Regions from separate parts of the Mus musculus genome. Here all the other regions are linked to region 2. Evidence: chromatin loops called from intact Hi-C (ENCODE). Cell type or tissue: gastrocnemius. All regions are shown on one strand.

Region 1 (8,000 bases), 190 kb before region 2:
CACACACATACACATACATACATGCACACATTCACACACACATACATATACATGTACACAGAGAGACACACACAGACACACGCACATACATACACATACATGCATATGCATGCAGACACACACACACATACATACACACACACATACACACACAAACACATGCCATATGTGTGCAGACACACACACACATACATACACACACACATACACACACAAACACATGCCATATGTATGAAGTAAAGGATAGGATAGTGGCCATCTTTAATATAGGAAGGAGACGAATAAGCCAACGCAAACTGGTTGTATAACATGTATCAGAATATAATTACATAAGAGTACAGGTGCTCATATTCTACAGCACTAGATAGGATGGATAGGGTGAGCACAGTTCACAGCAATTTAGGACTTCTTTTAAAAAGAGCTACAAGAGAGGAACTCAAAGTCTCTAACAAATAAATGATAAAGGAGAAAAAATGCTAACTGCCTGATTCAATCATTACACATTATATATATATATATATATATATATATATATAGAGAGAGAGAGAGAGAGAGAGAGAGAATTATCATACTCTACCTCTTAAGTATGCAAAATTATTATGTTAATGAAATATCTTAATGAAGATACAACATAAAATACTAATACAAATTAAAATGAAAAACTTTATGAGTCCCTTGAGTAGAGAAAGCTATATATTTTTCTACAACTACTTTACTTTTAATTTTTTAAGTTTATTCATTTTATGTCTATGAGGGTTTTGACTTGTGTATTTCCATGAACCACGTGCGTAAGTGGTGCTTACAAAAGCCAGAATTAGATAACAGATCTGGACTTGGAGTCAGATACCTGTGAAATGCATGTAGGTACTGGGAATTGAACCCAGGTTCTCTGGAAGAGTAGTCAGTGCTCTTAATCACTGAGCCATCTCTCTATCCCTAACACCTATTAATATTATTAAGCTGTTTAGAACAGCTGTTCTCAACTTGTGGGTCTTTAGTCCTTTTTTGGGGGGGTTAAATGATCCTTTCACAAGAGTTACCTAAAACCATCAGAAAATACACATATTTACATTACAATTCATAACAGTAGCAAAATTACAGTTATGAAGTAACAACAAAAACAATTTTATGGTTGTAGGTCACCACAAAGGGTTGCAACATCATGAAGGTGAAGAACCACTGTTTTAGAAAGTGCTGTGTTACCTGGGTGTGGTTGTGCACACGCTTAACCCTAGCACTCATGAGGCAGAGGCTCTGTGAGTTTAAAGCCCAGGCTACAGAGTGAGATCTTGTCTCCAAAGGGAAGAAACAGAAGCAAGGGAGGAAGGGAAGGAAGGAGGGAAGGAGGGAAGGACGAAGGAAGGGAATATGAAGTAAGACATAGATCCTTTTCCCCAAGGAACTTAGGATCTAGGGCTGAAGATTATATAAATGAAAAGAAGTCACATTACAAAGGAAGTACAGATGGGTTTTCTGTGGTAAGGAGCTGACTTCCAGCTGGGAAGAACAGAGAATAGCTCCGAGCACAGGCCTCATTCTACCTGATATAGAAATGTGAAAATGAAGCTCAATGCCAGCAAGCAAGCACGGACACCCACATGCAGCCACACACTCTAGGAGAGTTCTCAAACCACCACCATTCAAGGACGGGTAGGAACCATGTGTCTTTAACAGGCTGTATTATTTCTCTGACCTTGTCTCCTATAAAGTAAAGGGAGTGGAGTATGTGTAAGGCTTGCCGGTGAACTTGTCAGCCATTGGTCACCCCCTTGTCTTCAGCTCTGGTAAACTCTACAGGCAAAGAGTTAGCATGTGATTTCCAAAGAACGCTGTTCTATATAAATAGACATTGAATCCATGTACAATTAAGCATCCGCTAATAAAACTATGCCAATTATATTCTCGGGCAAGTACAAATGAAGTAGCATTAAGTGAAACTCTAAGCTAAGAATTATTACATACACACTGTAATTCTCATCGTGGTTAGATGGAGAAAGACTCAAATGAAACAAATAGCTGTTTTAAGCACAATGGTTAAAGGTATAATTTCTTGTGAAGTCAATTTAACAATAAATTCTTTTTCTAATGGAAATGCCATTGTATTTCCATCTCATTTAGAGTAAGCATCCAAACCGAGCAGAGAATAAAGATTCCTCCCATGTGATCTCATCTCCCCCCTGCGGGGGATGGGGGCAACCAGTTCATGCAGATTGTTAGAATACGTTCAGATTTTTAATGCATATACTGTTGGTGGGTAGTTAAACATTTTTCTCCATAAGTGGAGCCATGTTCTTTATCCAGTTCTATAATCATAGTTTTGTTTTTAATGTGACTAGCTTGTTACAGTGGAATAAACAGCATATTCTTACAAAACCTTCAAACAGGGAATAACAAATTCAGAGTCAATGTTAAAGTCGAAATGCAGATGCAACAGAGAATTTTCTTAATTGCTATCAAGGTTCCAAGCAGGTGGTGCCCTGTGCAGCAGCCTAGCCACAAGGACTTGTCCTCCAAGCTTGGGAGAGAGGTCAGTGAGGGAACTCTGACTAGGTTGGGGGGAGGGGACCATTCCTTCAGCCCCATCTGTCATTTTGCGCCTAACCTGTCAAGACAAGGCCCAGTGGAGTTCTCTATAATGAGAGAGGAGGGAAGGTGCCGCTTTTTAAATTAATCAGATGTGGCACCCACCGAGTCCATAAGTGAGGCGCACAAAGGTGGCGCGCATAAACCGCCAGAGCCACAGCAGCCCCCACAGACTTGCCTCCGATGCTCTGCTTTCCCGGGCCCACTGCAATCCCGCCTCACCAGGTCTCCCTGCCCGTGTGCCTTCCCTCCCGAGGGAAGCATCTCAGAGAGAGGAGGTTATTGTCTCATTATCTTTGTGTCGTTCTAGCCAACAGGACTGTGGTTTTCCTGTGGTCACATGGCAGGCAGTGCTGATCCATTAGAGCTAGGCGGGCTGGGAAGGAGGGGAAAAGCCAGCTTGCTCTGCTCTCCAACTGCTCTATTAATGAAGTACCGTGAGATGGGAGTGGGGCAACAGGTGATGCTCTCTTAGAGATCAGAGCCTGAGGGATAGATGGAGGATGCCAACCTTGAGTCACAGCATCTGACAAATGCTCTACAGAAATACTTGCTGGCATAGGCCCCTAGGTTTGGAAGCCTGTGTACACTGTTCGCTGTAGGTATGCCATGGTGAGGCTCCTGTGTGCATGACACTTGTGATGCGGTGTGATAATGGAAAACTAAGCAAAGCCCCTTAGGTTATAGAGCCTGAACTTCTTCAGTAGATGCTGATGTGATCTGGCAAGATCCTCTCCCATTTCTTTCACAATTCCATCATATTTCTTCCTTGACTCTAGCAGGACTTTTGACTTTCAATCTGTGGCTCTCACACTGTAGGTGGTGACCCCTTTACAATTCATAACAGTACCAAAATTACTGTGGTAAGTTGCAACCAAATGGTTTTATGGTTGGGGTTGGGAGGTCACGACAACATGAAGAACTGTGTTAAAGGATTAAACATTAGGAAGGTTGAGAACCATTCCCCGCTGCTTTAAATGTTTGTGTATCTGTAACTCTTTTCAGACTAACTTTGTTTCCCTGTGGAGATGGCTGCAGATGCAGAGTTTACGTCCTTCTGGGGATAGTCTTTGTCCAGTGACAGACTGATTAAGCCTTATGAAGTCCTGGTGACTCCGCCTCAAGGGGGAGCAATTTAATAGTTATTTTATACTTCCAAATATCCTGTGGAATCAGGCTGAAGTTGATATCTCCCCAGAACGCCTTGGCTTCCTTCTTCCTTGCCCTCGTCCTGTTTCTCTCCACTCCATCCAGTGTTCTTCTGGGAGCACTTGAATAACTCACACACATGCTGGTCTCAGCTTCTAATTCTAGGAAACCTTCCCTGGGACAACGTCACACAGAATGACAGAGGCAGAGGCAGCAGTCTCTGCCAGTGAACCTCTGTAAAGTGCACATGATCACAGCCTAGGAGTGAGCAAGATGGTCCCTAGCAAGCTGGAGGTGCAATTAGAGTCAAAAGAAGAATATGAAGCAGATGAATGAATATAGGACATGGAAGAAGGAAAGGGAAGAAAGTTTGGTTTAAAAAAGGGGGGGGGGGAGAAACCCATTCTCTGTACAGCCCTAGATGCCCTGGAACTAGCTCTGTAGCCCAGGCTGGCCTTGAACTCAGAGATCCACTCGCCTCCGCCTCTGCCTCCGCCTCTGCTTCACTCTCCAGCACACATGCATTTCAACTTCTAACGTCGTTTCTGATTTTAAAGGCATGTGCCACCACCACTCGGTCCTGGAAAACGTTCTAAGCAAGAATGAAAGCCACTAGTTTCTTACTCGGACTCTATAAGAGCTTGGAGCTACTGAGGAATTGCATTCTAAACATCACAATCTGATGGATCTTTGCCCACCACGGAGACACTGAAGGTTTGACAGCAGAGTAACATGATGGGAACAGTACCACTGGAAGGCCTGTATGGCAAAAGCCTGTAGACGATCCTATGGAATGTGCAACAGGGACACAGCCACGTTAAGGAGCTGACACATTAATTAATGGATGAAAGAGCTGACACAGCACAGGGGCAAACAGCTGTATTAAAGAGGAGTCCTTCTCTGGAGTCATCGATCGTTGCCATGGCCACCCACCCTTGTCCTACCTTCCTTTTTATAATGTAACCAGAAAATTAAACTCTGGTTTAAGGAGGTCTAACCTCAGTTCTTCACTATTTGACAACAGAAGTGCTCAATAATGCATTTATAGAAAACTAAAAGGTAAAACCCACTCATCTAATGCATTTATCTGCAGGTTTCCTCCTGGGTAGCATGTGGCCTTTAGTTTTGATGAATCCACATGTGTTGTCTCTGAAACCTGTGATTTCCTCCCCTCAAATATCTTGGTGTCACTGCGGCTGCACTGTCCTGCTGATGCTGATTATGCCACGCTGTGCCAGAGGCACTACATGAGCCAAGCCACTAACTACTGAGACCCGACACAAAGGTCCACAGGCATCACTAAACTGCAGGCAGAGCAAATAGGTCTCACACTGCTAATTCTGGTCAATTACTGCGTAGAATTCTAAGGCTGCATGAGGGTTGGGAGGAAACGCTATAAGCAATTAATTATATTTGCTATAGGTACAAGAGTGAAGAATGATAGTATGTCAGGGATTTACCCTTTGTTCTAGAGGACCTTTTCTCTTTTTTGGCTACATATATTGCTTTACAGATGAGAATATAGAAGTCTAGGGACAGCCTTACCCAGATTTACACAAATATGACAGGGACAGTGCTTCTTCCAGGCAGATTTTCAGTAGAAAGAAGCTAGCCAAAGTGTAGGGTTTGAGATATATTTTCTCCCATTCCTCTTCCTTTCCCCCTCTCCACTCCTACCCTTTTCCTTCCCCCTTCTCTGAGTGTGTCTCTGTGTGTGTGCGTGTGTGTTCAAGAACTCGAGCAAAACAACACCTTTTGCACATGATTTATATAGGCTTTCCAGATATTTGTCTTTCTTTTTTCTGAGTTTAAAAAGATAGGATTTACCCAGGCAGCTTTATCTCAGGACAGCAACAGACTGCCTTTCCTAATAGTCACTGTTTCCCCTTTGTTAAAGGGTCAGCTATAAAATAACGCTTCCTCTGCAGATAGCTTGTTCTCCAGACAGATTAGATAACTCAGGAGATGTGCAGTGGATGTGGGGCCTTTAACCCTAGGTCAGTCTTTCATCTCTCACCCAGATTAGCCCTGACAGCTACTCAGGAGCCTCCTTGAGAGGGAATGCCCAGCTTCTTATCTCAAGACAATCGGCATCAAGAAATAAAACTTTCTGGCAGCCTGGAGATATGTTTGGTGCACCTCTGTGGCAGTTGCCTGTCACTCCTCAAAGAAAATAGGTTCTGCACCAATCTGGGTGGAGTTTGCTTTGCATGGCAAAAGATCCTGACTACTAAATGGATATCGGTGTCTATTACCAAAGCTCCATCCTTAGCAACAGGGACAATCAACTCTTACCACGTGGGATCCTGGGTCCATGTGAGATGCTAAGCAAATGGATGCCTGCTGAGCTGAAGAGAAGCATCTCTGACCACATTCCACAAATCCCCTTCTTCTCCTCCAGCAGCAGAGTGATGTGGAAAGCAGGTGCAACGCGTCTTGCAAGTAAAACCTATTGTGTCCTACTTAAGTATAACTTGATCATATAGATAAAATAGAATTCACCTAAAAATCAACCTTTCATATCATGCTGAGTGTGATAAAATTGGAGAATATTGTGTGAATGAGATATTTTGACAACATAGACCAAGAATCACCATGCCCTACCTCTCACCTCCATCCCACCCATACATGGCAGACAGACCAACACACACACACACACACACACACACACACACACACACACCATGCACACACACTAGTATGGCCATAATTTTTGCATCATTGAACTACAAAATATTTTTACACTTGCATATGTTCTCTCAAACTCTTACTATAATTCCAGCTCTCCCCAGTTCTCCCTATACTCCTGAACATAAGGAAGCCTTGACTAAATTATTATCTCATGCACTCATCACTGTAATATTCATGTCCACTTTAATGCTCAGTGGAGTATGCTTTATCTTCGCAATGTCAATAAGAGTAAAAAATGTGATGTGGAATATCAATGCAAGTTCATGACAAGCTTTCTCCCTGTCTTAGGAATTTATTGCTGTGAAGAGACACCATGACCATGGCAACTCTTATACAGGACAGCATTTCATTGGGGCTGCCTTACAGTTTCAGAGGTTCAGACCATCATCATCATGGCAGGAAGCATGGTGCTGGAGGAGCAAAGAGTTCTACACATTGATCCAAAGGTAGCCAAGAGGAGACTCTCTTCTGCACTGGACAGAGCCTGGACATAGGAGACCTCAGAGCCCACCTACAGAGTGACACACCTCCTCCAACAAGGCCATGCCTCCTAATAGTGCCACTCCCTATGGCCAAACATTCAAACACATGAATCTATCAGCCCTATTCCTGTTCAAACCACCACACCATACCGCCAAATCATCATTTACTTATTTGTATCACAAATACCTTTCTGATCTCTAACGCCCTCTCTCTACCTGTGTGTGTGTGTGTGTGTGTGTGTGTGTGTGTGTGTGTGTGTGTGTTTTGCAGGATTTTCCTTGTGCAATCACATTTGGACAGAAGGAGGCCTGTGATTGGACAGGGAAAAGGGAGGCAGAACTAAGAGTTGCAGAAATAGAGGCATCTTGGGAGAGAGGGAGGGAGGAGAATGTAGGCCGACGTAATTATTTCATGAGGTTAGAATAATCGGGATAAAGCTTTTATCGTTACCATTAGCTCTGAGATTATTGTATTGGCATCTTGTAAATTGTGATTTTATTGATACATGAATCTGATTGGATAACTATAAGCATAGAGTCTTGTTTTTACCAGGTTACTGGTATTGTGTTATCAAACCACAAGGATGGCAGATCTATTTGGTTATTGGAATGTGGGGCAGAGCCGGCAGGACCCCACTGGGACATAGTGTTGTGGCCCGCCAGTACTAGAGCAGGAATGTGGCCCAGAGGGGCCAGAGAGTTGGCAGGTTGAGAGAAGCAGGAGCACAGAGAGTTGGCGGGTTCATTTTTAAATATTTCCTGCAACATATATGCATTTTTAATTATATTTAATCTTTTCGGTTTTTTGCACTCCAGATTTTATCCCCCTCCCAGTCCACCCTCTAATTGTTCCACATCCCATACCTCCTCCGCCCCTCATCTCCATGAGGATGTCCCTACTCCCCCCCCTCCCCAACACACACACACACATACCCCACCTCACTAGGCCTCTCCACTCCCTGGGGCCTCCAGTTTCGTGAGGGTTAGGTACATCTTCTCTGACTGAACCCAGATCCAGCAGTCACTGTCAGCGTCCAGCCCTCTAGCAAAACACCAACACGAATCAGCAGTGGCAGTCCAGTTCACTCTGTTAAG
Region 2 (8,000 bases):
AGGAAGGAGGGAGGGAAGGAGCCATCTGACTTCTAACGCAAACCTAGGAGGATGCCTGCCATCTAAAGCTGTGAGGAGTGGGTCAGGTGCTCCGCATCTCTCCTTGAACTTTACCTTCAGCATCCGCTCTCACTCAGCTGGGCCCATGGGAGGCCTGCCTCTGGGCACTGTTTGGAAAATGTACTGCAGTGTTCTGGATTCAGAACTCTGTAGGTAAACTCCATAACCACTAAGCCTTTTCTTTTCTAAAATCCTTTCTTTAAATCTGTATTTAAAGATTTATCTATTTTATAGGTGTGAGTACACTGTAGCTGTCTTCAGACATACCAGAAGAGGGCATCAGATCCCATTAGAGATGGCTGTGAGCCACCAAGTGGTTGCTAGGATTTGAACTCAGTACCTCTGGGAAAGCCGTCAGTGCTCTTAACCTCTGAGCCATCTCACCAGCCCCAAGTCTGAGTTTCTTAAAGCTGGAGTCCAACATGAGACTTTGGTATTCACTATGTCAGATGGCCTGTAACATGCTTGAGCCATAGGAAGTACACAGAAGCTCCCCCACAACCCGCTTTCCCCCTTTTGTCTCCTCTCACAGGCCTTCTTCGGGAGCCTGGGGTGGGGCTCCCGCACTCTTCAAAGGAACTGCCCTATCCAGGACAACCCAAGCCACTCTGAGACCCTTCAACTTAGGTTAGTCTGTCCATCTCTAGATCCTAGTCTCTGGAAGCTACAGCTTCTAGTGGAGAGGTTTGGTCTCCACCACCAACTACTCCACAGGACACACAGGCAAGGGAATTTCCTCGAGGAGCCCTACAATCACTCAGTGAAAAAAGATGGCCTGCCTTCTGTCCCTGGCTGTGTAGAGTGTAGTCAGGGGCAATTTCCTAGAAAGGTGCAATTTGCTAGAAAGATGGGGTCAGGGTCATCATCCCAAATGGCTAGAACTTAGGACCAGAAAACTTAGTCATACTAAGAAATAAATATCAGTCCAACAGAGGCCTTTAAACCTATATTCAACCTTTAAAAACTGGTTGAAGGTTCAGGAGGCAGACACAGTTGAATCTCTGTAAGTTCAAGGCCAACCTGGTCAAAGCAGTGAGTTCCCAGCCCAGGCACAATTGCATACTATGGTCCTGTCTTTAGTACACAGACATACACATACAGACACACAGACACAGATAGACACACACACACACACACACACACACACACACACAGATAGAGACATATACAGGCACGCATGCACAATATCATACCCTAATGGTTGTAGGAAAAAAAGATTAAGAAGTTGATGTTGGAATTTGGTGACAAGGATAAAAGTCAGTAAAGCCACAGCGTGCAGTGGAGACTCAGTTCCTTGAGTGTCACTTGCAGTCTGGCTAGGGAGACCTTAGCCCTCTCTGGGGTGCTGTGTTCTGCTACGCTTGAGTGCATTTTGCTTACTGTTACTACTTAGTTTACAAAATATTAGCATTTCGAGAAAGCTATATATGAAAGAACAGTATTTGAAGTGTGTTACTGTAACTCTCCGGCTCACCAGCCCTATACACGCCAGCTCATGTATCAAGACAGGCTGTTCGTGGAACACAGTGACCCCCAACACTTAAGAACACAAGGGAACACGAAGCAGAAGTCTCCGTCCTGCTGAAATTCATGGTTTTGTATAAGTCACAGTGTGAGTCTCGTAAACTACCACCCTAAGCAGAATACTGTGCAGAGAGGAAAGGGGCGTGCCCGCGTGCAGCCGTGAACCGCTAGGAGGCAAACACTTTTAAGGCGGGTAGAGTTAGCATCCTTCCTGTAGGTAAGGACATGGGCCAAACACAAACTACAAACGAGAGTGCAGGGGTGGGGGCGCACTGGGAGGTTGGATATCCAAACCAGTGTTCGATTGGTGGAGGATTTTGGGGAATCCTTTCTGGGACAGAAGCTCACGGAGAACATAAGGGGCCATCTAAGACCAGCATTGAAGGGAGATTGGCCTAAACGTGGGCAGTCTTGGCTCCAAGGATGGGGCACTGCCAGAGAACTTGGTGCAGGCTGCCGAGGTGACTGCACGTGTCCTCAGGAAGCCCCTTTGATGGGAGGAGAGGCCAATTAGGAGGCCATGCTGTTATCCGTGGTGTGACGTGATGCCTGAGCTGGTTGTGACAGGGACACACAACAATGGGCTCTGTAGGGAAGACCCCGCACCAGGCAGTTAAGAGACAGGATGTCAAACATTTGACAACTGAATTGATGGCGCCCGACTCTGGGGTACCTGCCTAATGATGACAGATGTGGCGTGTTCAGCAGTAACCATCACTGCTGTGAAGCCAGCTGGATTTAAGTACTCAAGGAGCTTGTGAAGGAGTCAGGAGCTGGGCTCGCCTGATGCCCGTGACTGGTCCATGCTGTCGTATGGGAGAGAAGGCTAGTGGTCCTCAGGCCTCTGTTGGGCGCTCTCTTGAAGCAGGATGGAAGCGCCTTGTTCTTGGCCCCAGGTAAGAAGATGTACCGTTCCCTGCTCCAGTGCTGGTCTAAGGACCAGGGCATGATTTTAGATAGGAAATCAGGTGCAGCAGTTTTGCTAAGTAGAGTTAGCGGGCAGAACACAGCTAAGAACTCTCAGATCTTTATCAGTCTATTGAGGTCATGGGCCTCTTTTCTTCCCTCCATCTGTCCCCTCATTCCTTCCCTCCCACCCTCCTCTTTCCACTCCTCCTCCTCCTCCTTCTCCTCCTCCTCCTCCTCCTGCTCCTGCTCCTTCTCCTCCTCCTCCTCCTCCTGCTCCTCCTCCTCCTCCTCCTCTTCTTCTTCTTCTTCTTCCTCCCCCTCATCCTCCCCCTCCTCCCCCTCCCCCCCTCCTCCTCCTTCTGAGATAGGGCTGACTTCCTAAATAAGAGGATGTCCTTGAATCCCTCATGCCCCCTCCTACCCCCAGTGCTGAGAAGGAAGGACTATTTGAGCCGTTGCCCTGATTGTTTCTTCTTGCAGGGAGTCATCTCATTATTTTTGAGTCTTAATTTATCCCCTTCCTTCTTCGACCCTCATGCGACCTCATCTCTAGTTATTGTTCATCTGTACAGAAAGAGTCGAGGAGGGAACGGCTGGCCAAGCGTGCCCTTGTCATGGTGAATGGCTGAGAGGTTAGGATTACGGCCTAAGGGCTTTGTTCTTCTTCTGCTCTCTGTCAGCCACAGAGTTGATGCTAAACTCCGTGGTTGCGCTCGCTCTTCCCTGGTGCTTCCGAGTGTGTGTGGTCCTTGACTGGCAGCCTCGGCCACCTGGGAAATTACTGGAAATGCAAATTATCCAGGCCTGCCAAAGCAGATAGTTTAGGGGCAGGCCCAGCAAGTCAGATCTTAACAAGTTCGACAGCACCACCACTTGGCACAAGCCAGACGGGCTCATGCAACCCCCTAAGGGAAGGGAAGGGATTGAATAGAAAATAAATTAATATATTAAAAAAAATAAAACAAAACACCACATGTTCCACTAATGCTAAAAGTCGGTGTTGTTCATTGACCCGGCACGTTGTGAACAGATTTATGTTGTATAAAGCAAACTGTGTTTTTCCAGCACTTTCCAAGTTCCAGAAATGGCCCTTGGAGCTTTATATAGCTCTCATTAAGTCTCACGGGAGCCATGTACTATCTCCCCACCCCCTTTTTAAAGAAATGACGAAACTGAAGTTTCAGAAACCCCACAGGGCATAGGGAGAAGGCTCATTCCATAACGCGCCTTGCATGCACTGGCCCAAGTCCAGATCCCTTGCACCCACGTAGGAAGGGAGGTGTGACCGCACGTCTGTAACTCCAGCCTGAGACCTGGAGACAGTGTGTCCTGGGAGCCCACCAGTCAGCTGATCAGTTAAGTCCAAGGGCTACCGGAGACCCCGTCTCAATATACTGAAGAGGACGCCTGGTAGGCCAGACTCTGGCCTGTGCTGGCGCCTGCACGTACGAAGCATCCAGATAACTTTTCCAAATGTTGCAGAGCCCATAAATTGTGAGGCTCGTGTGTATCCTGAATTTATAACGTTCGGATCACACTATCTCCGTTATCTGTTTGGGCATTTTCCCTGTGTCTCTTTTCATCCGGATACCACGGAATTTTATCAGTGAATCAGTGACGTGTGACATCCTGTTAAGTAGGGTTACTGCAAACTGTGTGCAGGTATCAGGGATTAGACAGTGTGAAGCACAGTATCCTGACCCATCTTCAAAGCATATCAGTAAAAGCAGGTATGAATTATACAAAAATTATGTCAAACCTCCAGGCTTTTTAAAGCCACTCTTGCGGTGGAGACTGTACAACTGTAAGGAAAAGTTAGGGAAGTGCGCCCTCCAGTGGAGAGTAAGGAAAATACGCTCTCACACCAAGAACTGTAGTGGGGTTTGTCTCCCTAGCTGGTTTTCTTCAAGACTGAAAATTTCAAGACTTGAGTTTTTCATCTCAAAGTTCGAAGCTGTTACTTTTATCACAAAATGTGGGTCTGTGTCATCTTGTCACTATCTTGGGTGTTGGATTTCTGCATCACAATCAGACCACACTGGGGGTTCTGTCCATCTGTAATCATTTACCTGCCTAACTGTAGAATCTGATCTGAATAGGCTCTTGAAAGGTGTGCAGTGTGAATGTTCCTGCCGGTGTTTAATCCCTTGGGTCAAAATTCAGCTCCGCGGCTGCCGATACCTTTGGAATTGTATACCTGTGTGGCTCTAGACAGTTCAGACTGTGGCATCTTTGGTTTCAAGGCTATCACCGCAGGCCATTCCTGTGCTGCCAGTCCACACACTTGATACTTCTTGGCCCACCCACAGGGTGGAATGTTTAGTCAGTTCTCTCCCTGAGGACTCTCAGCGCAAGCGCACTGTCCACGTATAAGATGGATTTGCCCCCTCTCTGGTGAATGAAGGAGATACAAGTGTGAACAAATAACCATCGGAGAAATCTTAGCAAAAACCATGTTTTGTTTTGTTTTGTTTTGTTTTTTTGTCTTTAAAATGAATACCTGGGAAGTTAGGGATAAGAATGTGTTTCCAGTTGGGACGAATAAGTTCTGTTTTTCCTCATGTGTCCAAGAGTCTCGCCAAAGTTGTGCCTTTGGTAAGTCTCAAAGTAGCTACTCTTCAGACTTTAGCATTTCCTGGTAGTAAACCCAGGCTGGATGCAGTTAAATGTGGATTTAAAATTGGGGGAGAAATTTCAGTGTTGACAGTTTGAAATACACATCTCCTTGAAGGTTGGTTCAGTCCTTTGAGGTGAGACATAGAGACCCAAAAGAATCAAAATCAATCAATCTCTCTCTCTCTCTCTTTCACACACACACAAACACACATGCTCGCATGCATGCATGCACGCGTACACACACACACTCAGCTTAAAAGCTCCATGTAGAGTAAAAGAGCTCTAGGTTGAAAATCAGAGACCCTGGGTTTCCGTTCCCAGCACTTCTGGCTTTGGGCTCTGGCTTTCTAATCTGTGCCACAGCAGTTGTATTAATAACACTGGGAGCCGGATTTGGCTCCACTAATCTGACTCATTCATTCTTTGTAGTCGAACACGCTCATAGCTTAAACTTCATTCCCCAGAGTCCAGGATCTGCAGCTTGCTGCTGATTCAGATGACAGGAGTGTCAAAGGGGCTGCAGGTATGGGCTCCTCTCTCAGGAGCCACCAAGTTGATTGTTGGTGTCTAGCTGGAACAGTGACCACAGCTCTTCATCCTCTGGGAAGCACCGGGGCAGAGGAGCTAGCCTCAAATATTGCTTTCCCATGTAAGCAGCAAGAGGGTGACCTTCAAGGTGGCCTCTGCTGTCATGGGGCAGATGCTGATTTGAGACATTGCAGTGTTTTCTTCAGGCTACTACCCACCTGCACCTCGAACCTGCACAGGTGCACCTCCATAGAGGTTGTGTTCTTGTAGTTTAGTTTTCTTTGATGTCAGCATCTTCAAGTGCAGTAATAAAGTATGTTTTGTTCGTGATATTAAGAGTTAATTTCAGGTAGCTGATTATGTCTTGAAGATACTTCTGTCCTTTATTATCAGTAAGAATGCTGGTAGCTTTTCCAGTGACTGCTTTCCTTGGGAGCTTTGTCTGACCACCCTCTCTCCTGCCTTAGCTTAAAGATGTGTGTTTGCTTGTACTAGAGAACTTTTCTCCTCTGGTGTTGCTCTGGCAGAGTGACGAATTAGGAGCCATCTAGATGATCCGAGGTGGATGGTAGACGGGTTGAGGGCGAGGTTTTAATGTGTCTCACAGAGGTCTCTTCCTCTACTAAGCATCCAAATGCCTACAGCTGCTAGGATTTGATGACTTCGGAGCCTTGCTTTACAGAGTTAGGAATGATGGAGCACGGATGCCCTCTGTTGGCAGTTACTGGGATTTTGACCTTAGCTCGCACGGTAACCATCCCATCAGGGTTGCAAATGATGCTTTGGACAGTCCCAGAGTGGTAGTTTTATCACAGAACAAGACGTGGTACCGCCCTCCCCCCACCCCCGCCTTTAGACTGTTTCATAATTGCTCCATTATCAGGCTTTTTCGTCTGTCTTTGCTTGGGCATATGGGCTAGACACAATTTCTTAGGAAGTCTCAAAATGACAGTATGACACTATCAGATTGACACTGCCGTGCTAAGCATCTTACCCACCCGTCTCATCCTCTGTGAAGAGAGCGTGTCCCAGGATATGTGGTCTATTTGTTTACTCACTTTATATCTGTCCAACTTCCATTGTTGGGTGATACACAAGTTATTGGACACAAGGGGACCAACAGGTAATTGCATAATTAGTAACTAGTGGACAGAAAGATGGAATGTGCATTTGGGATTCGTTCTATACATTTCAGAGGGATAGGGATGGTCTGATCCAAAGTAGAAGCTACCTCCTTACACACACACACACACACACACACACACACACACACACACACTCACACTCACACTGCAAGCCTTACCTTCTCCTGTTCAGTTCATATTTAGGAATGGCCTGTACTGAAGGCAGACACGAGATGCACACCTAAGTAGGACACGGACTCATCATGGCTCTGAAAAGAGATTCAGGAAAGGCAAAAGTATCTGTGGACTGGCCAGCAGAATTAGGTAAGCAACAAGGCAGTGACTGATCAGACAAGATGCAGATTGTAAACACCCTTGCTGATGTGAGAGCCCAGTGACCTTTGGGGCAGTTGTGCATAGATCTTGTTTTATAAGGCATACAGCGGGGACACATTATACATAGAACCGGATATCACAAGTAGGCCATTATAGTGCTGACCTGTATGACTCTTGCCATGGTCAATTGGGCCTCCGAGCTGGGTAAGTTCATCGCTAAGAACGTGGCAGGGAGCAGCTGAGCCCTTCAGTCAGAGGAGGGAGCAAAGTGGGCAGAGGTCAGTGTAAGCTGAGGAGGGCTGACTCTCTGGGCAGCTACGGGAACCCATCCTGGCTTCACAGCTGCGGCCTTTGCCTAGATTCTGCTTTCTCTCCCATGTGGGTAAGGACTATGCTCGGGGCTCCCTTCTGAACTTTGTGGTTGTGGATGGAGCAGTGGGTGGCTCTTGGAGGTAGGAAGCTGTCCTGCTGCCGGAATTGCCTGTCCTAGCTCTAGATGAACTGCGGAGCAGACTGGGGACGCAGTAGGCCATCAAGAGCGCCCCTCTCCCAAGCTCACACACACTCAGTACTGTGTCCTATCTTCACACATCAGGAAGAAGTAAAATCAAGTCTATAATAAAAGACAATAGCTTTTTGTTGTTGTTTAGATCTAGAACACTGTATATGGTATTGCATGGGGCCATTATCCATTATATGTCTTGAAGTGTCTGTGGGTGATATTACATGGCATTTGGTTACACTTTAACATATTGTAGCATACAAATGAGATAGTGAGTGATAATTGGCAAGTATGATTCTCACAACATTTTCCACCGTTGCATAGTTTCAGAGATGCCCACAGTAAACTGACATTAAGACAAGTTCTTTAGCCAATGGTAGTTTTAAATTTCTTTAGAGGAC
Region 3 (8,000 bases), 600 kb before region 2:
GGCCCAAATCACAAAGCTTATGTCAAAACACTGTCAGAATATATGAGAATAAGCTGTACAGCATGCAAAACGTAAGCTGACCTTAGGGTTTAGTGAAACCAGTTATGTGGAAATAACCAATGTTTTAGAGCTTGAAATTGGGGCCCTGGCCTTGCCACATACATTGGTTAGAAATAATAAGATTTCACGTTTGCTTAGAAACAAAAGCTTCTTAATAAGAAATACATAGCTAATGAAACAACAAACGTCAATTGTGCTTATGAAATCTAAGTAATGTTTACAGAGAAACAGGGGAACCTTCTAAGGGGTCACACTGGACAAAGTTTGGATGTGTGTAAATTAAAATAAGGGTTCGCAGTTGTGCGTTGCAGCAATGACAGTTCCACTGTCATTGTTGTGGTTGTGGTTGCTTTTCTGCCATTTGGGGGCATCCTGTTAATTTTGCCTTAAATGATATTTCTAGGTTTTTGTTTTGTTTTGTTTTGTTTTGTTTTGTCAGTCACTACTATTTATGCTTTTGTAGGGTTCATCAAGCCTCATTTCATTTTTTTAGAGTCCCACACACTCATTTTCATATTCATCCAATGCAGCAGTCTTTAGTTGTGACTATATTTTCACCTCTTCCCTTAGCATCTTAGAATTTATATGTGCTGTTATCTGCACATATTATCTGCAAAAATTCCCCCTTTACAGGAGTTAAAAGGAAGAAGGAAACAGTTTATTATAAAAATAGTAGGTTAATAAAATTTTAGCTGACGCCAGTGAAACAAAGGGAACAGGTTGGGGGCTTGAGAGATGATCCAGCTGGGAAAGAACTTGCCTTGCAAATACAAGGACCAGAGTTCAGCCTCAGAAATCATTAGAAATGTGAAGTTTGGTAGCCTGTGCTTGTGATCACACTGTTGGAGAGGCACAGAGGGCAGATCCCTGGGCTGACTGGCCGGCTAGCCTAGCCTAGGTGGAAAGCTCTAGGACAGTCCTCTATATGCACACACACCCCCCACATACACACATACCCCATAGAAAAACATAGTCACACAAATATACACATACCCCATACACACACACACACACACACACACACACACACCCTCACATACACACATACCCCATAGAAAAACACAGTCACACAAATATACACATACCCCATACACACACACCCTCACACATACATACTCATATATACATACATACACACACCCCCATACACACCCTCCTATATATACCCCCCACATACTCATACACAGATACTCTGACACACAGATACATACACATACCCATACATACCCTCTCACATACACACCCCATTCACACACACATACACACTCATACACACACCATCACACACACACATACACACTCACACATACATACATACATACATACATACATACATACATACATACACATACACATGCACCCCATATACACACCCACATACACACCCACATACACACACACCACACTCACACGTACACACATACACACACACACATACACACACGCATACACACACACACACACACACACACACACTCACACACACTGAACAGTTGCTCAAACCTGAGAGTAGACACCATGAGGCCACAGTGGCTTCCTGCTATGCAATGTGTGCTATGTAATGCAGCCGGCCTCAATGCCTCACACAGTCTTACTGCAAGGAAGACAGCTCGGCGACATCATTAACAGCTCCTGGGAAAACTTCAAAAGGAAATAGTACAACTTCCTCTCAATTTGCATACTTGCAGTATCCCTGCAAAATTGAGGAGCTGCAAAAATAATTGGTGTTTATATGAGAAGCATTGCTAGGGGAACTATACTGGCAACATTTTTTATTATTGTTCAAGGAAACAATATTATCTATCGAGTGCTAGCCTATACACTAACAGCAGAACAATGATGTCATCTAAACAGCACAAGTGCTGGTGACTTACAAAGTCCATAAGTATCCAGTGAAATATTCAAAGCGTGTGAGGGGTGAGTGATGATACTTTGTGCACTTGTCATTGCAGACAATCCTGCACACTTGCAAAGATTTTTGCCCCCTAAAATATCAATAAAATTCTGTCCCTGCTGAGAAGGACTGATGTGACCAATCCTCTGAGATTGGGTTAGGGACAAATGAGGCCCAGAGGGAGAGTGGTGTGTGGATAGTCACCAAGTGTCACATTTGCAGGCAGAGTATTGGACCAGTCCCTGATTAGCCAACTTAGTGAGACCTCCTGAAGTTTGGCTATTTCAGCTCTGAATATTATGATCTGGTGAATTCAGTTCTAGGTCACTGAGGTCAGTTTGGGAAGTGGACCATGAGAATAGATGTCACAATCTGAAGTAGAGATACTTTGGGTCAGGGAAGGGTTACGCAAAATTGGGCTTGGTGCTGATGCTGCTTACAGCCCTGCTTTCTGCTTGTTACCCAGTGCGATGTGTGTGCATTTACAAGCTGTAAATTCCTGGTTTGGGAATAGTAGATGTAACAAGTCCTTCCCTGTGGAGGAAGCTGTACACTTGGGAATGGTGAGAGCTGTGGTCTGCAGGAGAGTGCTTGCCTTTGTTAAAGGCATTGACATCTAAATTCTAAACTTGCAAAATCTAGTAAGGCCTGAACACAAACTGACAAATAGGATCTTGTCGTCTGTTCTGTATTTGGCTCTCCCATTCCACACCACATCACCACCATGGGGACTCATAGCTAAACTAATTACTCTATCTTTTGGCTATTTTGGCTCTGAATTTTGAGATCTGATCAGCTCAGGTCAGGCCACTGAAGTCAGAATTGGAAGTGGACCTTGAGAATAGATGTCACAATTTGAACTAGAGATATTTGAGGCCAGGTGGGCATGGTGTTGATACTGATACTAAGACAGAACATTCTCTCTCTCTCTCTCTCTCTCTCTCTCTCTCTCTCTCTCTCTCTCTCTCTCTCTGTGCTTACACATGTCTCTATGTCTCTGTCTGAGTGTATTTACTGACAGTACTTCTAGTATCAATATAGAAGTCTTATTGAAGGTTTTTAAAATTTTTTATTAGAAATTTTCTTCATTTACATTTCAAATGCTATCCGGAAAGTCCCAATACCCTCCCCTTGCCCTGCTCCCCTACCCACCCACTCCCACTTCTTGGCCCTGGCGTTCCCCTGTACTGGGCATATAAAGTTTGCAAGACCAAGGGACCTCTCTTTCCAATGATGGCCGACTAGGCCATCTTCTACATATGCAGCTAGAGACACCAGCTCTGGGGGTACTGGTTAGTTCATATTTTTGTTCCACCTATAGGGTTGAAGACCCCTTCAGCTCCTTGGTTACTTTCTCTAGCTCCTCCATTGGGGGTCCTGTGTTCCATCCTATAGATGACTGTGAGCATCCACTTCTGTACTTGCCAGGCACTGACATAGCCTCACAAGAGACAGCTATATCAGGGTCCTTTCAGCCAAATTTTTCTGGCAGATGCAATAGTGTCTGCATTTGGTGGCTGATTATGGGATGGACCCCTGGGTGGGGCTTATTGAAGGTTTTTACTCTGCTTTATATGTATTTCTTTAAAGGTTATGCAAATTTTAAGAAAGAAAGAGGTTAACTCAGGACTGACCACCGTCTGCACTGCACTCACTAGTTTTTATTAGTGTAGATGCTACAGGAGGTACAATGTGAGGTCAAGAAACAGGGAAACAGCATAGTACTCCACACTGCAGGGTCCCAGACCCTTCATGGGACCATTCCTTTCCACTTCTTGGCTCAGAGTTAATATGCTTGAAAGGAAGAGTGAAGGGACTTGGGAGATAAAAACGTTGAGAGCCAAAGACGTAGTGGGACAGCTCACAGGGAGATGGGTTTACTCCAGGTCATGCAGCAGGCAGCAGTGTGCTGAGACTGGAACCGTGGCGTCCTGATCATATCAGTCACTGAGGTCTATGCTGGCGACAAGCCAGAGGAGCTAGAAATGGGTGTTCTAAGATGTCCCTGGGTGTTTGAACTTTCAGCCATTTTCTTGGCCTAATGTAATTTATTACTGGCTCATGTCATATAATCTCTTAAAATATCTAGCACGAGGCCACAGAAAGACTATAAAACTCTTATCAGGCATCAGTTAAGTTATTCTTGAAGGGAGGTTCAATATCTCCTTCAGAAAGACTCTAATAACTCTAATCCAAAAAATGCCTGCCCGTCTTTCGACTCCACAGACCTCTGGGTTTTGTGTCTGCCGTTGTACAATTCCCAGCTTTGCGTATAAAGAAGGTGATCATGTCTAATCTTTTCCTCCTCTTTAAATGTGAAGTCTTGGAGTTGGAGCTCCTGCAGCCTCTATAGAGTTTCTTCTTCTTTTCCTCACCCAGTACCTGCTCAATAGACACCGATGAGTCTAGCACACTGACTGTCTAGTTCTAGTGAGAAACCAGAATGAGCAAATGACATTTTCTTCACGTCATGGCCAAACGTGATGGAACGCAAGCATCAAGTGTGTTGAGTGGGTGGTGCTTGCTGAGAGCTTCCTGCATGTGGGCATCGGTGGGCATTAATGAGCAGAATCTTGACTCACCTGGGCTCCCTCCCAGGGAATAGAGGCTGATCAATAAGCCAATACTGAAAGGTATGAATAAATAAATAAAGAACCAACTAACCAGGGTAGAAGTAAGGTGTGGAGAGAGCAGTTGTTACCCTTTGGAGAAGCCTTAGAGGCAGGCAGCATGAGGTGGGACTCAGGCCATAGGCAGGATTTCGGAGGCAGATCATGAAAACTAATGTTTGCTTCAAAATAAGAAAATCTCCACCAGTCTGGAGCAAAAGTCTGGATGTGATTAAGTGTAGAGCATATCCACGGTGAGTGGCTCATCTGTAGCCAAGGAGAGAGGCTGCTGCATCAGGGAACTTAAATACTATACTGGAGTTAGTGAGAGATGAAGCCATTCTCCCAGGTTTGCTCTGAGATGAGGAGCTGAAACTCTCCACTTCCTGCCACCTAGTGGAGGGAGTCATAACGTCCTAGGAGCACCTCCACCAATGCTGTGCCCCTGGCAGGCACAGTGTACGTGCTCAGCGGGAGGGCTTGGAGGGCTCCAGCGGGTGCTGTTTTAATCTGCATTTCAGCATGAATTAGGTGGTTCTGGGATCTTGTTTCTGTATCTGCATCTAATTAATGGAACTGTAGGAATGTTCAACTCTCTAATCTCCAATGCCTTCTCCATCCTTGGTCCTGTAGGATATTCTTGCTTATGGTCTCATGGGACCCTCCATGAAGTGCTGGAGTATTCTATGCAGAAGAACAGAGCTTCCAGATGAGAAAGAAGGGAGGGTTCAGTTTGGCCTTAGTAAAGGATTCTTTTATTTATTTATACCATACCTTATGGGGTTAAAACGATATCTGCATAGCCTTAGTTTCTGGAGAAACTGGGATTTTGTTTTATTTTTCTTGTTTCTCACTTAATGGACACGACTTTCTCTCCCCTCTGTGGTCAATAGATGAGGGAATGGAAGTCAGTTGAGCCCTCACAGAGGCCCGAGCAGTCATGAGCTAATTCTGCAAAGGCCAAAGCCAAACTTCAGTCCTACAAGTACTTCCTCTGGGTTCAGTTGGGCTAACTACTGCAGCCCCCCAACTCCACCTGTTCCCTGTCAGGGCTGTTTGTGGCTGGGAAGCAGTGTTGGAGTGGGAGGTGGGGGTGGGGCAACTCTGTCTTTGACTATCATTACTAAAAAAACAAAAAACAAAAAAACCCAAAAAACAAACAAACAAAAAAACCCTCTCACATGCTTTTCTGTTCAATCAGGGAGAAGGTGGAATCAGACCTGGTATTTCTGGGATTGCTGATCCTGGAGAATCGATTGAAGGAAGAGACCAAGCCTGTGTTAGAAGAGCTCATCTCTGCCCGGATACGGACTGTCATGATCACAGGTATAGCTGCATAGTATATCATGGAAACGGGGGTGGGGTGGGGGGGGGACCTTGGAGATACACACGGTGGGATCACTTCACACATATTGTACCAATGTCAAGGCTTCACTCTAGGCTGTTGGCAACAGAAGGGCAAGCTATTCATCAAGCATCTATCCCGTGAGGCAAGAGACAACCAGTTAGTCAAATAGTGCAACACATGTTTTGAGACATACAAATTGGGGCACATGCCATCATCCTGAGTCTGAAGCAGGAGAATTCCTACCAGTTTGAGGCTAGCCATGAGGACATAGTGAGTTTGGGGGCAGATTGAATTGCAGAATGGGACCCTGTCTAAGGAAAAAAAAAAGAAAAAAGAAAACAAAACCAAACAACTCAATAACAACAAACACCAAGAGTCTGGAAAGATGGCTCAGCACTGAAGCTATCTGTGGAAGACAATCTTCAGAAGCTCAGAGCCGTGAGTAACTCCAGCTTCTTGGGAGTTCTTCCTGGCCTCCGTAGGCACTTGGCATGCAGATAACATACACACAGGTAAAACCTCACATACATAAAACAAAATGAAATGATAAAAAATCAAAACAAACAATAAAAAACACATAGCAAAAACAAGTCCCTTCTCCCCCGATCCCCCAAATCCCAGATAGAGCAGCCTGGTCAAGTGTGTCTGACCATCTACTCTCTACAAGGCACTTAGGAGAAGCCTCTCTGTTTGCTGGCATTTGAAATAAGAGCTGAATAACACGAAGGTATGAACCATGCACAGATGATGATTTTTATTGTCAAGTATTAGAAGGAGAAGTATCTTCATCAGTGTGGTCTATAAACTACGCTGACAGCCCATCAGTTAACAGAATCTTTAGTTCCGAACAAAAGGAACATGTTGTCATCTTGACTCTAATGCGAAGACTCAGATCTCATAAACAAGCTGTTGGTGGGGAAGGAGCCCTCCAGGGAAATATATGACATAACTTCATAAACTTGCTTGGGCTTTTCAATGAGAAAGATAACTTATTTCTTAATTTGTACTTCAAGTGGCTTGCTTTCTCCTACTGTGCTTTAAGCTCCATTGCTGGTGTGATTGACACACATCCTTTCCAAAGCTCTCCTTGTGCACCTCCTGAGCAGAAGGCGAGAGCTGGGGACTCTGGAGTCCTTCTGTTTTCCTCCATACTTATCCACTCCAAGGTTCTCGATCCCACAATCCACAGCACTGTGTATACTTTGCTTTCTTCTTTTCTACTATCCAGTCTGACTTCTAGGTCTTCCTGGGATAGTTGGGTAGCCCTCAATATTGCGAACAGCATTAGCACTTACATTCCATGTTGTCTTAGGGTTTAATGCTGCTATTCAGTTGGGGAGGAAAGTGTTTATTTGTTTTACACTTCCATACCAAGGTTCATCACCGAAGGAAGTCAGGACAGGGAATCATACGGGACAGGAACCTGGAGGCAGGAGCTGACGCAGCAGCCGTGAAGATGTGCCATTTACTGGCCTGCTCCCAATGGTTTGCTAAGCCTGCTTTCCTATAGAATACAGGACCATTGAGCCCTTCCCCATCGGTCACTAATAATAAAACACCCCATGGGCTTACTTACAGCCTCACTGATCTCACAGAGGCATTTTCTTAGTTGAGGCTCCCTTGACTCACAGGGCTTTAGCTTGTACCAAGTTGATGTAAGAGTACCCTGTGCAAGCCGGGCAGTGGTGGCGCACGCCTTTAATCCCAGCACTTGGGAGGCAGAGGCAGGCAGATTTCTGAGTTCAAGGCCAGCCTGGTCTACAGAGTGAGTTCCAGGACAGCCAGGGCTACACAGAGAAACCCTGCCTCGAAAAAACAAAACAAAACAAAAACAAGCAAACAAAATGAGTGTCCAGTGCATGCATGTTCACAGTTTATCTTCAGTCTTTTTTTGGGGGGGCAGGGGGCATTGTGTGGATAAGAGCTATTCATCCTCCAGATCGGTCTTTAGTCTCTCTTTTCCTTGTGTTGAAAATTCTGCTCTGCCCTTTGAGTATTTTCCACTTCTTCTTTCTTGTTCTCGGAGGGCACAATGCTTTCTGACTTCTCACAAGTCCTTATAACAACTTTCTTTGTCTTCATGGGGGCA

What was found. Peaks named below come from ENCODE experiments on the same cell type or tissue, not always from the same donor. Only the 100,000 strongest peaks of a DNase experiment are listed, where the experiment ranks them.
Region 1: it touches region 2 in a loop (4-fold over the local background); 16 of 42 quality-filtered maps call a loop at or near these places.
Region 3: a loop joins it to region 2, with 3 times the contacts of the local background. A loop is called at or near these places in 9 of 42 quality-filtered maps.

Annotation. Positions count from the first base shown.
Region 1 is chr16:29,029,274-29,037,273 of GRCm38, reverse strand. No RefSeq gene overlaps it. Among named protein-coding and RNA genes, the nearest start is that of Mb21d2, 100 kb to the right of the region's middle. In gastrocnemius, a CTCF peak has its summit at 3,701 (motif pointing right); DNase peaks (open chromatin) are centred at 2,620 and 2,947.
Region 2 is chr16:28,836,567-28,844,566 of GRCm38, reverse strand. All of the region lies in intron 1 of Mb21d2 (Mab-21 domain containing 2), which reads left to right. Among named protein-coding and RNA genes, the nearest start is that of Mb21d2, 89 kb to the left of the region's middle. In gastrocnemius, CTCF peaks have their summits at 4,329 (motif pointing left) and 6,347 (motif pointing left); DNase peaks (open chromatin) are centred at 3,837, 4,317, 4,713, 6,350 and 2 more places; H3K27ac peaks cover 252 bases.
Region 3 is chr16:29,431,861-29,439,860 of GRCm38, reverse strand. It overlaps Atp13a4 (ATPase type 13A4), which reads left to right. Exons shown (of 30, transcript NM_001164612.1): 18 at 5,765-5,889. Among named protein-coding and RNA genes, the nearest start is that of Atp13a5, 57 kb to the right of the region's middle. In gastrocnemius, a CTCF peak has its summit at 4,953 (motif pointing left); DNase peaks (open chromatin) are centred at 3,906 and 4,990.